Regions from separate parts of the Homo sapiens genome. Here region 1 is linked to region 2. Evidence: chromatin contacts called from ENCODE Hi-C or POLR2A ChIA-PET data. All regions are on one chromosome and are shown on one strand. The core of a region is the stretch at or near the end of the contact, and the rest is flanking DNA. Distances in the headings are between cores, read along the strand shown. Region 1 overlaps SLC44A3 (solute carrier family 44 member 3). Region 2 overlaps ALG14 (ALG14 UDP-N-acetylglucosaminyltransferase subunit).

The links. A loop is a pair of places that touch in the nucleus more often than their neighbours do. ChIA-PET counts read pairs that join two places held with the same protein, here RNA polymerase II (POLR2A). Pooled maps may share reads with other maps.
Region 1: a loop to region 2 is called in a pooled map, with 4 times the contacts of the local background. The contact joins two enhancer-like sites. A Hi-C loop is called at or near these places in 3 of 168 maps with a recorded cell type or tissue (Caco-2, Calu3 and IMR-90) and 10 of 50 pooled maps. POLR2A ChIA-PET finds 5 or more read pairs at or near these places in 3 of 52 experiments (Panc1, T-cell and activated CD8-positive, alpha-beta memory T cell).

What each region holds. Positions count from the first base shown.
Region 1 is chr1:94,879,104-94,886,329 of GRCh38, forward strand. The region is part of intron 12 of SLC44A3 (solute carrier family 44 member 3); the gene reads left to right. Among named protein-coding and RNA genes, the nearest start is that of CNN3-DT, 44 kb to the right of the region's middle. RefSeq lists an enhancer at 5,164-6,050. Within about 2 kb of position 5,233, at least 14 of the 41 ENCODE cell types and tissues checked have a DNase peak (open chromatin) inside an H3K27ac peak, as active enhancers do.
Region 2 is chr1:95,038,032-95,044,546 of GRCh38, forward strand. The region is part of intron 2 of ALG14 (ALG14 UDP-N-acetylglucosaminyltransferase subunit); the gene reads right to left. Among named protein-coding and RNA genes, the nearest start is that of ALG14-AS1, 20 kb to the right of the region's middle. RefSeq lists enhancers at 5,137-5,745, 5,746-6,354. Within about 2 kb of position 4,505, at least 13 of the 41 ENCODE cell types and tissues checked have a DNase peak (open chromatin) inside an H3K27ac peak, as active enhancers do.

The DNA of each region.
Region 1 (7,226 bases), core at 3,983-6,482, 160 kb before region 2:
CAAGAAAATAGAGTGAAAATCATCCTATAGAATGGGAGAAAATAAATTATATATGCTTAGAAGTTACTGTCCAAAATACATAAGGAACTTCTACAATTTAACAACAACTACAAAAAAAAAAAACCCGATTTTAAAATGGGCAAAGGACGGCCGGGCGCAGTGGCTCACACCTGTAATCCCAGCACTTTGGGAGGCTGAAGCGGGCAGATCATGAGGTCAGGAGTTTGAAACCAGCCTGACCAACCTGGTGAAACCCCATCTCTACTAAAAGTACAAAAATTAGCCAGGTGTGGTGGTGCATGCCTGTAATCCCAGCTACTTGGGAGGCTGAAGCGGGAGAATTGCTTGAACCTGGGAGGCAGAGGTTGCGGTGAGCCGGGATCATGCCACTGCACTCCAGCCTGGGCGACAGAGCGAGACTCCGTCTCAAAAAAAGAAAAAAAAAAAAAAAAAAGGCTGGGCGCAGTGGTTCATGCCTGTAATCTCAGCACTTTGGGAGGCGGAGGTGGGCAGATCACGAGGTCAGGAGATCAAGACCATCCTGGCTAACACGGTGAAACCCCGTCTCTACTAAAAATACAAAAAATTAGTTGGGTGTGGTGGCAGGTGCCTGTAGTCCCAGCTACTTGGGAGGCTGAGGCAGGAAAATGGTGTGAACCTGGGAGGCGGAGCTTGCAGTGAGTCGAGACTGCGCCACTGCACTCTAGCCTGGGCAACAGTGCAAGATTCTGTCTCAAAAAAAAAAAAAAAGAAAAAAAAAGGAAAAGGACTTGAAGAGACATTTCTTTAGAGAAGCTATACAAATGGCCAATACAAAAAGACACTCGATATCACTAATCATTAGGAAAAGGTAAATCAAAACTGCGATATATCACCTCACACCCATCAGGATGACCACTATCAAAAGAACAGAAAATAAGTGTTGGTGAGGATGTGGAAAAGTTGGAACTCTGTGCACTGTTGGTGGAAATGTAAAATGTTGTAACTGTTATGGAAAACAGTATGGAGTTTCCTCAAAAAATTAAAAATGGGTCTATAATACTATATGATCCAACAGTTCTGTTCCTGAGTGTATAGTCAAAAGAATTCGAAGCGGGATCTCAGAGTTACTTGCACACCTGTGTTCATCACAGCATACGCTCAATGGCCAAGAGGTGGAAGCAGCCCAAGTGCCCTCAGCAGATGAATGGATAAAGAAAATGTGATATAGTCATACAGTAGAATATTATGTATCCAAGTATATTTCTTCTTTTCCTTAAAAAAGAAGGAAATCCTGTCATATGCTACAACATAGATGAACCCCAAGGACATTATGCTGAAGTATATAAGCCAGTCACAAAAGGACGAATACTGTATGATTCCATTCAGTATTTCCAATCATCCATATAGTATGATTTCTTTCTCAACCTCAGTACTGATTCCATTCATACAGTATTTGTCTACTTTTACTGTATTTGTCAAATATGGTATTTTGACTACTTTAGATACTTTAAATGCTGAATGTAGTAGTCAAAATACTGTATTTGGCAAACACAGTAAAAGTAGACACTGTATGAATAAAATCATGCAATATTTGAAGTATCTAAAGTAGTCAAAAATCATGGAAACAATGTAAAAAGGGCGCTGGGGGCTAGGGAGAGGGGAAATTAGTGTTTAGTGGGTATAGGGTTTCAGTGTTGCAGGATGAGAAAGTTCTAGAGATCTGTTGCACAACAATGTGAATATACTTAACACTACTGAACTCTACAGTTAAAAGCGGCTAAGATGGTAAATGAATGTTCTACATTTTTTTTTAATGACAAAAAAAAAAAAGGCAAAGAGCTGGTGTGGTGGCATGCACCTGTAGTCACAGCTACTCCGTGGGCCAAGGCGAGAGAATTGCTGGAGCACAGGAGTTCAAGGCCAGCCTGGGCAATGTCGTAAGACCCCGTCTCAAGAGAAAGAAAAGATATGTTACTACAGTGAATGTCTCTGAAGCAAATGCCTTTAAATTATAAACGTTTTTCACTGCAAGGTGGACCAAACTATGTTACCAAACGATAGTTATTCCCAGCAGCCAGTGACTGGATTTCTGGCCAGGCTGTCTGTCACCAGGCCTTCACCAAGCAGCCTGGCAGGGCAGCTCTGGCTTCCTCACCCCTAGGCTCACCAACAGTGTGCTTGTGGAGGCACATGCACCTGACTTGAAATTATCTCCCCAAAACATGCAACACATGAAAAACATGAATGTTCCAGTTTCTGCTCTCCACCTCTCTCCCACCATTTCCTCAGTTCTGGGCTTCAAATCAGAGAAGGTTGACATTCTCTTAAGAACCAATCGGCCAGGCGCGGTGGCTGATGCCTGTAATCCCAGCGCTTTGGGAGGCTGAGGCGGGCGGATCACAAGGTCAGGAGATCAAGACCATCCTGGCTAACATGGTGAAACCCCGTCTCTACTAAAAATACAAAAAATTAGCCAGGCATGGTGGCGGGTGCCTGTAGTCCCAGCTACTCGGGAGGCTGAGGCAGGAGAATGGCGTGAACCCGGGAGGCGAAGCTTGCAGTGAGCTGAGATCATGCCACTGCACTGAAGCCTGGGCAACAGAGCAAGACTCCGTCTCAAAAAAAAAAAAGAACCAATATTCTGCCGGGCACGTTGGCTCATGCCTGCCTGTAATCCCAGCACTTTGGGAGGCTGAGGCGGGTGGATCACAGGTCAAGAGATCGAGACCATCCTGGCCAACATGGTGAAACCCCGTCTCTACTAAAAATACAAAAAAAAAAAAAATTAGCTGGGCATGGTGGCACGTGCCTGTAGTCCCAGCTGCTCAGGAGGCTGAGGCAGAAGAATCGCTTGAACCCAGGAGGTGGAGGTTGCAGTGAGCTGAGATCGCACCACTGCATTCTAGCCTGGGTGAGAGAGCGAGACTCCATCTAAAAAAAAAACAAAAAAACAAAAACCAACCTTCTAAAGTCTGTAAGTCCCATAGACATCCACTGAGTTGGCCCAGTATGCCAGGCACCATGGTAAACATTTGGCATACACAGTCTAAGTTTATCTTCTCTAGGACTCTGCGTATTAGGTAGGTATTATCCCCATTGTACAAATGAGGAAACTGAGCCCCAGAGGATGAAGAGCATGTCCAGGGTGACAGCACTACTATGTGGTCATCCTCGTGGCTCCAAAAGCTGTGGCCCACTGGCTTTGCTGTGCTGCCTGGAGTTCCTTGCCAAGGATAAGTGTAAAGAGGAGGAAACCAGGGAGTGGCGCTCACTAATAGGGACGAGCCCATCTATGTCATCTTCCTTCTGAGGAAGCTTGAAGTCAGTAACAGCCCAGGCATTCCCCGTCCTCCGTGTTTCCCATGTCACAGGTCCACTGTTTAATTTTGCCTTCCAGAAAGCCAGGCCTTGCTTCTGATTTGCTCCTTTCCACCACTGATTATGCACAGGTCAAATGGGATTAAAGGATGTAACAGCACTCCAACTGGGAAAGAGCTTGGGGGATGAAGGTGACACTTCGACACGGTCCTCTAACTTGGACCTGCCTCTTCGTTAGGAATCATTGTTCTGGTGGGCTTTCCCTGCTGAGTGCAGAGCTTTGCTGGCAGATCAATGAAGGATCAAGTCCAGCAAGATGCCGTTGCCTAATGTGGCCTTTTCTGAATTTGTGGGAGGACAAGGCTTATCTAAAACAAAGAGCACTGGCTATGAGCACCTGATTCCTGTTCCATCTTTGTCGCTTCCTCTACCTGGTCACAGCCTGTCGAGATTGCCAATTCCTCATTGGTGAAATAAGAGCATTTTTCTAGGTGATATCTAGGATGCCTTTTAATCCAACCATTCTGCTGAAAGAACAAAGGGATCAATCAATTGAATTTGGGTTTCATATGAAGAAATATTATTCAGAAGACATTATTGGTTTGCCAGAGGATCTTTCTTTATCTGTTCAACAAATATTAGCCCCACAGAGAGGCCAGGGGTCAGAAGGCATTTCAGCAGAGAGAACCGCATCTGTGAGTGGAGGAACCGCAAGGGCCTTCCAGGATGGTGTGAATGCAGTGGCCCACAGCAGGTGTGTGAAGGGGCAGGCATGGTGGCAGTGCTGGATACACCTCATTAAGAAACAAAGACTAGGCCGGGTGCGGTGACTTATACCTATAATGCCAGCACTTTGGGAGGTCAAGTTAGGCAGACAGCTTGAGCTCAGGAATTCGAGACCAGCCTGGGCAATATGGCATGAACCCATCTGTACAAAAAACTACACAAACTTTGCCAGGTGTGGTGGCGCATGCCTGTATTTCCAGCTACTCGGGAGGCTGAAGTGGGAGAATCACCTGAGCCTGGGAGGAGGTTGAGGCTGTAGTGAGCCATGATTGAGCCACTATACTCCAGCCTGGGTGTCAGAGTGAGACCCTGTTTCAAACAAAGCAAACAAACAAAGACAACTTAGATGTAGAGACTTTCATCATCAAAGAGGCTATAAGTGTTCAAAACCCTGACAAAGTCAGAATAATGAAACTCACTAAAATCAGGATGCAGGAGAAGGCGTGAGAGGACTCAACTTTCTTATCTACACTGCCTAAACTTAAAACCCTATGTTAAAAAAACAATAAGTACTCTAACTTCCTAATGTTTCAGAAGACTTTTTTAAAACCTACGTCTTGTGTGTGAAGGTGCAATTTGTCTGAAATTTGGGTATCCCTTCAGTGTCAGTTTAGTTTCATTTTCGTTTGTTGAAGTCAAATGAGCATTTGTCCTTTTATTTAAAATACCATGGAGAGTATGAGTTCATTATCGTAGCGCATGCTCAGTGTATCCAGCCTGCCTTTCTTCCTCTGTGTATATTCACAGAGGGGTGCTGGGGTGAAGGCCAAGCAATGTTAGCAGTGGTTATTTCTAAGGGGTGGGATCACAGTGGCCTTCTTGCTTCTTTGTCTCTGTGTTGTTTGATTTTTTTAAGATTAACATGGAAATAATAAAGCCATTCTAAAAATTAAGCAAAAAGAAAAGTTTTAAAAGAGCAAACAAAATAGCACGACCCTGTTCGTGGCTTCATAGGCAGCTCTCATGTTTGTCCTTCCTTCTTCCACCCCACCTCCCACCTGGCTGCAGCCCCAGGGGACTGGCTGCTTTCCCTCCTCACCATCTCATTGGATGTTTGTTTGCATCCTGGTGACCGGTGCATTCCTGAAGGGATCTGAACGGTGAATGCAGGGCCCTGGAAGGCCCAGAGGCTGTGCACTGCCTCACTCCACATGTGTTTGTGATAAAAACAGGGCTCAAGATGAAACTGGTCTGGGACGGTTCCTGCCAGTTTTACTGTAGGTCCAAGGAAGGCCCCTGGATGTATGGGGATGTATCTGGACTCGGATTTCACTGTATTTTTTTTCAGTTCTGAGGAAAGTATGAATGCCAGTGTTATTTATTCACTGTTCAGTTTCTCAAGTTTGTTTTAGTAGTTCTTGCTTTGAGAATAAATATCGGAACTCTGTGAGGAAGGCATTCCAGAAATAAAGCTGGCTATTCATGGCATGGTTTTTGGCAAATACCTTCCCTCCACTACGGAGGGAAACTCTGTTTACCTTTTTGAAGAGTCGGCAGAAACCCAGGTTCACAGTTCTGCCACCAAAAGAAGAAAGCAGTTCAGTTCAGTGAGAGGACAGACTCAGCATGATGGACAAAAGGCTGAGCTGTGCTGGCTAAGCGTTTGATTTCAGGAGTAAAAAAACGCTCTTTCTATGTTAAAGCTGCAATTAACGTTCTTGGATAGCTCTCACAGTAACTTAAATAGGTAATCTAGATTTTCTCTTACCTAAAAGGACACTTAAATCTCATTTTCTTCAATAATTACAATTTTCTATAAAATGAGAATAATACCGGCCAGGCGCAGTGGCTCACGCCTATAATCCCAACACTTTGGGAGCCCGAGGCAGGCAGATCACATGAGGTCAGGAGTTTGAGACCAGCCTGGCCAACATGGTGAAACCCTGTCTCTACTAAAAATACAAAAATTAGCCAGGCGTGGTGGGTGCCTGTTGTCCCAATTACTCAGGAGGCTGAGGCAGCAGAATCAATTGACCACAGGAATACAATCGCGCCATTGCACTTTAGCCTGGGCGACAGAGTGAGACTCCCTCTCAAAAAAAAAAAAAAAAAAAGAGGCAGCAGGGAATAATACCACCCATGGTGATTATTTCACTGAGTTGTGGTGAAAACAGATGAGATCTAATGAGACGATGATCCGAGGGTGACTGGCCACGAAGCACAAACATAAAGCATCATGGAACATTGGAGTTGGTGGAAGTCTTTTCCAAGCAGCAAAGTGAGGGCCCTTGAGAAGTGACGTGATTTGGTGGAAGCCGTTCCGCAAGTCTTTGGAGGCAACATGACTGGAATCCAGCCTCTTTCCACTAAGCCATCCTGCCACATCCTCAGCTGTTTTCAATGGTGCATCTCATGAGAACACCACTTTGTTATTTTGAACTTTCCAGGAGAAAAAGCACAAAGTACAGCTCAAAGTAAAGTTTTCCAGCAGATGGGCCTGAACGAGTTAGAGGTCCACTTCATGGAAGATGGACGCAACATCTATGACACGCGTGGAACCGGGGGCACACTACTTTACCTCTCTGTGCTTTAGTTTCCTTAACTACCTCATCGGGTTGGAGTTAAGAGGACTAAATGAGTGAATGTGTTCGGGGAGAGGTAGCATAGAGCCTGGCACATAGTACATGCAAGATTAATGCCATTATTATTTATTATTAGCGTTATTATTTATTTACACACAGAAGTTGCACACCTGCCTACTGACTGGAAAAGAAAAAGGCCACAGATGGAAATTAGAAAGTTGTAGCTATCATTAGGTCTGTGCCAAGGCATTTGGGATATATCACTAAGGCATCCACCGAGGTGGGGGTGGAGGGGAGCCAGAGTGCCTGGAGGAGTTACTATTCCTAATACTCCTATTTTCTCCCAAGAAGAACTCACGGTCTTTGGGCCTAGCCCCTGGCTTATGACTGCTGGCGGGTCGGTGTGCTCAATGGCTGCATGGCCACCACAGCATTTCCACCCAACTCCAGCAGAGCCCCGTAGGCATTGTGGAGGTGCTTGGGGAGTCTCCTAGGCTTGAATAGGAATGAGCCTTGGAAGGTGCAGAGCTTCGTGGCTCAGCAGAAGATGGTGATGAGGGAGATCTGACCTGAACTTCCCCAGGGCAGCCTGGGAGAGCTTCCAGAGGCACAGGCTGA
Region 2 (6,515 bases), core at 3,255-5,754:
TTAGCACCAAGTAAGAAGTAATAAACTGGACCAGGTGCGGTGGTTCACACCTGTAATCCCAGCACTTTGGGAGGCCAAGATACGTGGATTGCCTGAAGGTCAAGAGTTTGAAACCTGCTTGGCCAACATGGTGAAACCCTGTCTCTACTAAAAATACAAAAAATTGGCCACGCGCGGTGGCTTACGCCTGTAATGCCTGTAATCCCAGCACTTTGGGAGGCCGAGGTGTTTGGATCACCTGAGGTCAGGAGTTTTGAGACCATCCTGGCCAACATAGTAAAACCTTGTCTCTACTAAAAATACAAAAATTAGCTGGGTATGGTAGCACGTGCCTGTAGTCCCAGCTACTTGGGAGGCTGAGGCAGGAGAATTGCTTAAACCCAGGAGGAGGAAGTTGCAGTGAGCCAAGATCGTGACACTGCACTCTAGTCTGGTGACAGAGTGAGACTCCATCTCAAAAACAACAAACAAACAAACAAACAAAAACCCCAAAAAACAAATTAGCCAGGTGTGGTCATGGGCACTTGTAATCCCAGCTACCTGGGAGGCTGAGGCAAAATAATTGTTTAAATCTGGGAGGTGGAGGTTGCAGTGAGCCAAGATTGCACCACTGCACTCCAGCCTGGGCAACAAGAACAAAACTTCACCTCAAAAAAAAAAAAAAACAAAGTGATAAACTATAAGGTTTTTTTTTTTTTTTTTTTTGAGACAGGGTCTCCCTCTCTTGCCCAGGCTGGAGAGCAGCGGCATGATCATGACTCACTGCATCCTTGACCTCCTGGGCTCAAGCGATTCTCCCACCTTGGCCTTCTGGGTAGCCAGGACTACAGGCATGCCCCATCACATCTTGCTGATTTTAAAAAAACTTTTTCTAAAGACGGGGTCTTCCTATGTTGCCCAGGCTGGTCTGGAATTCCTGGGTTCAAATGATCTTCCCACCTTGGCCTCCCAAATTGTTGGGATTACAGGCGTGAGCCACCACGCCCAGCCAATACATTATTCTTTGATAAGGTAAATCAGGCTTCATGAAGAGATTCCTGATCTAACTTGTGCAGGATATAAAATTTTCTAAGTATAATAGTGTGGGTGTGGTTGGTGAAGGGTCTTCTTGCCAGAGGAAGCAGCGTGTTCAGAGCTGAGAGACATGAAATAGCATGGAATATCTGGGGAACTGTATTTTGGTACGTAAGAAGCAACATAGGGAACAACAGAAAATGGAGTTGGAGCGGAATAATGGGAGCAGAAATGCATTCAAGAAATACCAGTCTAGTAATTATGAAGAGAATGGACAGAAGGGGAGAGGGCACGACCAGAGAAGGGCAATCATTGGGGAGATCACTGAAATACATCAGAAGAATGATGCTGAAGGCCTGACGGCCAGCAGCAGCACTAAGGTAGAGGAATGGAGATGACAAGCAGTGAGAAGGGAGATTTAGGACGCTGGAGAGTTTGGGATAACTCTCAGGTTTTTACCTAGGGTGAACGGTACTGTCATGACCTGGGGAGCAAATAGCAAGAGCGGAAACAGGCTGACAGCACATCATGATTCACTGTGGTCTTGTTTGGAGCATAATTTTGAGTTGGTAAAATACTCTTTAAGTATAAAATATATCAATATTAGAAAACATACACAGGTATTTTAGGTTGAAATGGGACAGACAGGAGTTTGTACTATAACTGAAGCAATGGGTAGACCTAGCAGGCAAGTGGACGGAGGAAGACAACTGGGAATCTAGGAAGATAATATTCAGGAATCTGGATGCTGGACTGATGCTGACAGGCCCTGGAGAAACACAGCCTGGAGCAGAAGCCTCGCTTGACGTTGACAAGTCAGACTTGAAAGCCAGGTGTGAGATCTCTGCCGGGTGCAGTGACTCACGCCTGTAATCTCAACACTTTGGGAGGCCGAGGTGGGCGGATCACTTGACCTCAGGAGTTCAAGACCAGGCTGGGCAACACGGCAAAACCCTATCTCTACAAAAAATACAATATTAGCCAGGTGTGGTGGCTCGCACCTGTGGTCCCAACTACTGGGGAGGTTGAGGTGGGTGGATAGCTTAAGCCTGGGAGGAAGAGGTTGTAGTGAGCCAAGATTGAACCACTGCACTCCAGCCTGGGTGACAGAGTGAGACCCTGTCTCAAAATAAATAAATAAATAAATAAATAAATAAATAAATAAGATTCCTAATCTCAGCCAGGCCTCCTTATTTCACAGTAGAAGACTAAGGCCCAGAGGGGTTGATTCACACAAGGTGACAGAGCTGGTTATTAGCAGGACCCACAGCTCCCTTACTCATATGTTGCTTCATGACATTTCATAAGCACCATAAAGTGAGCATCTACCAGGTATTTGAAGGACAAGGGAGTATCCCTCGGCACCCATTGTTTCCCTTTTACTTCCTTGCCATGCTCACCTGCTTGGTCAAACCTGACTAAAACTGTAAGTACATCTCTAGTCACAGCCTGGCCACATGCAGAGCTTAGAATTATGCTGTCCGTGGTGTGACTGCAACTACCAGAATTATTTCCTTGGGCCTAAAGGCTGGAAGGATCTAACAGCCTCCATTTGTACAAAAGGAAGGACGTAGGGAATTCCAAAACAGGCCATGTCCTGATTTTATAACAGCACAAAATAAATTGTATGTTTGTACTCAAAGGTATAGATTTTTTTTTTAATTGTGCTATTTATGTTTTTAAAACCAAACATTGGTGATTAGAATGCCATAAATTTGCTTTGAAATGGAGAAACAACAGTACTATATTATAAAATGTTACTGCTCTTCATGTTGTAAGAATCCCATACAATACAAATTTAACTGGCACTGGGAAATTGGTTAAATTACCACAAGGTTGAAATAACGGCACTATGTTATTCACAGCTATTTTAATTTCATCTGTTCAGAACATGATTTAAAGAAAGTTTAACCTGACTGGCTTTAGGTCTAGAGATAGAGGAAGGAATAATTGAGATTTGGGGAGGAATTTAAGAGATTAAGCTGTTTAAAATACTTTAAAAGCATGTATATATCTACCTGATATACTATTTCAAAAATAAGAATCTATTCACTGAAATGGCCACATCAGAATCTCTATTTGCAGTAAATTACAAATATTTTCTTATTCAAATATTTTGCTCATTTAGACCGGCCTCCTTTCAAATTAGAGATTTTTTTTTACCTTTACCTATAATTCAGTAAGTTAAGGTCCATATGAATGAGGAAAAGTGCACATATACATTATACACACTCAAAACCATAACTATGTTAAGCCACCAGTTGTAATATACATTACAGTTGACAAACTTAAATAAAACCCCACAGTTTAAACTATACAGTTACAAACATTTCTTTCAGAACTGATTGGGAGGCCAAGGCAGAAGGAGACTAGCGTAGGCAACACAGCAAGACCCCATCTTTACAAAAACAAAAATTAAAAAATTAGCTGGGTGTGATGGGCCTTACCTGTAGTTCCAGTTACTTGGGAGGCTGAGGCAGGACTGCTTGAGCCCAGGAATTCAAAGATGCAGTGAGCTATGATTGCACCACTGCACCCCAGCCTGGGCAGACAGTGAGACCCCGTCTCTTTAAAAAAAAAAAAAAAGAAAGAAAGAAAAAAAAAGAAAGGGAAAAAAGAACTGCTTAGGAACTGTGGAAAGTAACAACAAATACACTCAATGTAGACATCTCAGCAAGCTGTACACAGTCTCAGTCCACTGTGCGAAGTTAGCACCCCACCTTGTGGAAAACAGTAGGTGGTGTTCAGTGGAAGAATGTCATGTTAATTTTAGAAGAGCTGGTTGATAAATCCTGCAACCACCAAACTGCCACTGATTCTTATATAAACAGAAAATGCAAAACCAAAAAAAGAATGCAAACCAAAAGAATCCCTATTTATTACACTAGCAGCAAAACTTTTGTACTTCCAAAATAAAAGGATATGAGCCTCAAAATATTGGTGCTTGTGGTATGTGTTTGGATTATTTCTGTAGAAAATATTTATTTAGATATTTATAAAAAAATAAATATTTCATATTAGTAGGTTTTTACTCCCACTGGGGCTTGTATCTCTTCTTAGTTTTGTTTCTAAAAAATAGCTGTTTTCTAATTGTAACTTTAGAAAATACAGAAAAATATTCAAAGACAAAACCAAAAATCAACCAATATCTCCCTACTCTTTTGAAGAAGCCCCCACCCCAACACTCTATCTCACAGAGATCTCTCCCTCCTCTGCATTCAAAGCACTCATTGTCCTTTGCTTATCTTTGATTTAAACATACACACACACACACACACACACATACACACAGTTTGAAAGTTCTTCTGGTCTTCTCAGTTTCGTCAGACTCTTCGCGTTATTTATCATTCCTGTTACTTTCTTGGCACCATGTCTTCTGGAGTTCTCTGTCACTTTGCTCTGTTCCCAACTGTTTGTTCTCTAGGACCACCTATGAAGTCTTCACACTGGAACTCCCTTCACTGCTGTCCTGAGAATTCCCTTCCCTTCTCTCCTGGACTGAGGCCCAGATCCCTGGAACTGAGTCTCCCTTTTGGGTGCCCCTTGTTTTGGTGGGGCACACCCTCTGTGGGAGGGTACATGAGGAATCCATTTGAGACACTGCTCCACTGTACTTCTGAAACCTCAAATGTGATTCCTTTTCTTGTTCTTTCTGGAAGTTTTTAGTATCTTCTCTTCATCGTTAGTTCTGAAACTGTACATGACGTGTCTTGTGACTACACTTTCACTGGACTCAGGATAGTCCTTTTATTTTAAAAGTCGGGTCCTTCTGTTTTGGAAATTTCCCTGGGTCATAATTTTGTTTCATTTTGAACTTTTCCCATTTCCTTGTTCCTTCTGAATAATGGACTTGCAACATCCAGTTTGGTTGTCTAATTTTCTTGCCTTTCTCTACTGTTTTTTACGTTTTCCTTATGCTTTTAATCTTTTTCTTGAGTTCTTCAATGTGATCTTCCAATCTTTCATTGAATTTTTATTGCTGAAATCAAAATTTTAATAGCCAAGGGGTTTTTTTTGTTCTTAGTTTTTTAAAAAATAGGTCTCATTCTTGTTTTAATGAAATAATGCCCTCTCATTTCTTCGAACATAATTGTTTTCGTTTAAACTCCCCACTGCCACTGAAATGCCCTTTTCTCTAGTTCCTTTCGTTAGTTTTCTCTTTAGAGGCTTTCCTCAAATGTCTGATATTCTGTAGATGTTGATTCAACTACTGATTCTCAAGGGCGATGGGAGGGGAGGCCCCCCATACACACGTTATAAGGTCTGGAGACATTTTGGGTTGCCATAACTGGTGGTGGGGGTTGGGGGAGCACTCTTGGCATCTGGTGGATAAAGGCCAGGGATGCTGCTAACATCCTGTAACACACAGGACATTCCCCTACAATGAAGATTTGTCTGTCCCAAAATGTCAATAGTGACGAGGATGAGAAGCCCTACTTCACATTAAAGAATGAGGCATTAAAAGGCCGACTGCAGGCTCTATGTTCAGCTCTCTACCGCCTCTACTGAGAACTAGTGCAGGTCAGCGGCTAAATGATCAGCAGTGCACTGCCACCTGGTGGCAGGATGAGGGAGTGACATTGCAGAGGAAAGAAAATATAAGTCCTTCAACACTTGGAGGGGCCCGCCTGGTCCATTTCTGAAGCTTCAAGGACCTTTTAGGGGAAGGAGAGGAAAGAGGAAGGTAGAGAGGAGAAGGAAAAGAAGTAGAAGGAAAGGAGAAGGAGCGAGGAGGGGGAGAGAGGAGAGAGAAAGAGAGGGTTGAAGAGAGAGGAGAGGAAGAAGAGAGAGAAGGAGGGGAGAGGGAGAAGGGAATGAGGGAGGAAGGGAGACAGGGAAGGAGGGAGAGAGAGTGCACAAGTGTGTAGAGTTTAGGAAACGGTTTTGAATCTGTGCAAAGTGGTTCTGGGAAGTCCCTCTAAATCCCAGGGAGTTTCCAGGTTCCTCTAGGCAACACTTTAAAGACCCTTGGAGATCGGGATGCTCCCCTTTCAGACATCCCAGGGTTGGTGATGGCAATCCCATTCTTACAATTGCTCAGAACAGCTTTGTAGTCATGTTTGATTCCTCTGTTTTCTGCCATGAAATTCTGTTAACTCCACTTTCAAAAACATCCAGAATCCAACTATTTTCCCTTACTCCTGGCCCTCCTGATGCAAGCCACATTATCTCTTGCTGGGATTTCTGCAACAACCTCCTAACTGATTTCCTTGGTTTTGCTTTTGGTGTATTTGTAACACAGCCACACGAGTGACCTGTGTAAAACAGTATGATTGTGTCACTCCTCCAAGCAAAACTTTCCAACAGGTCTCTATTTTCCTCAGATTAAGAGAGGAAGTTTTTAAAAGGGCTTACAAGGTCCTAAATTATCTGGTCTTTGCCCACTCCTCCCATCTCCTCTTCAGTGTCTCTCCTTCCACTCACTCTCCTCCAGGGACCAGGATTACCTGCTATTGCACCAACATCCAGGAATATTCCTCTCTATGGCTTTTCCAGAGACT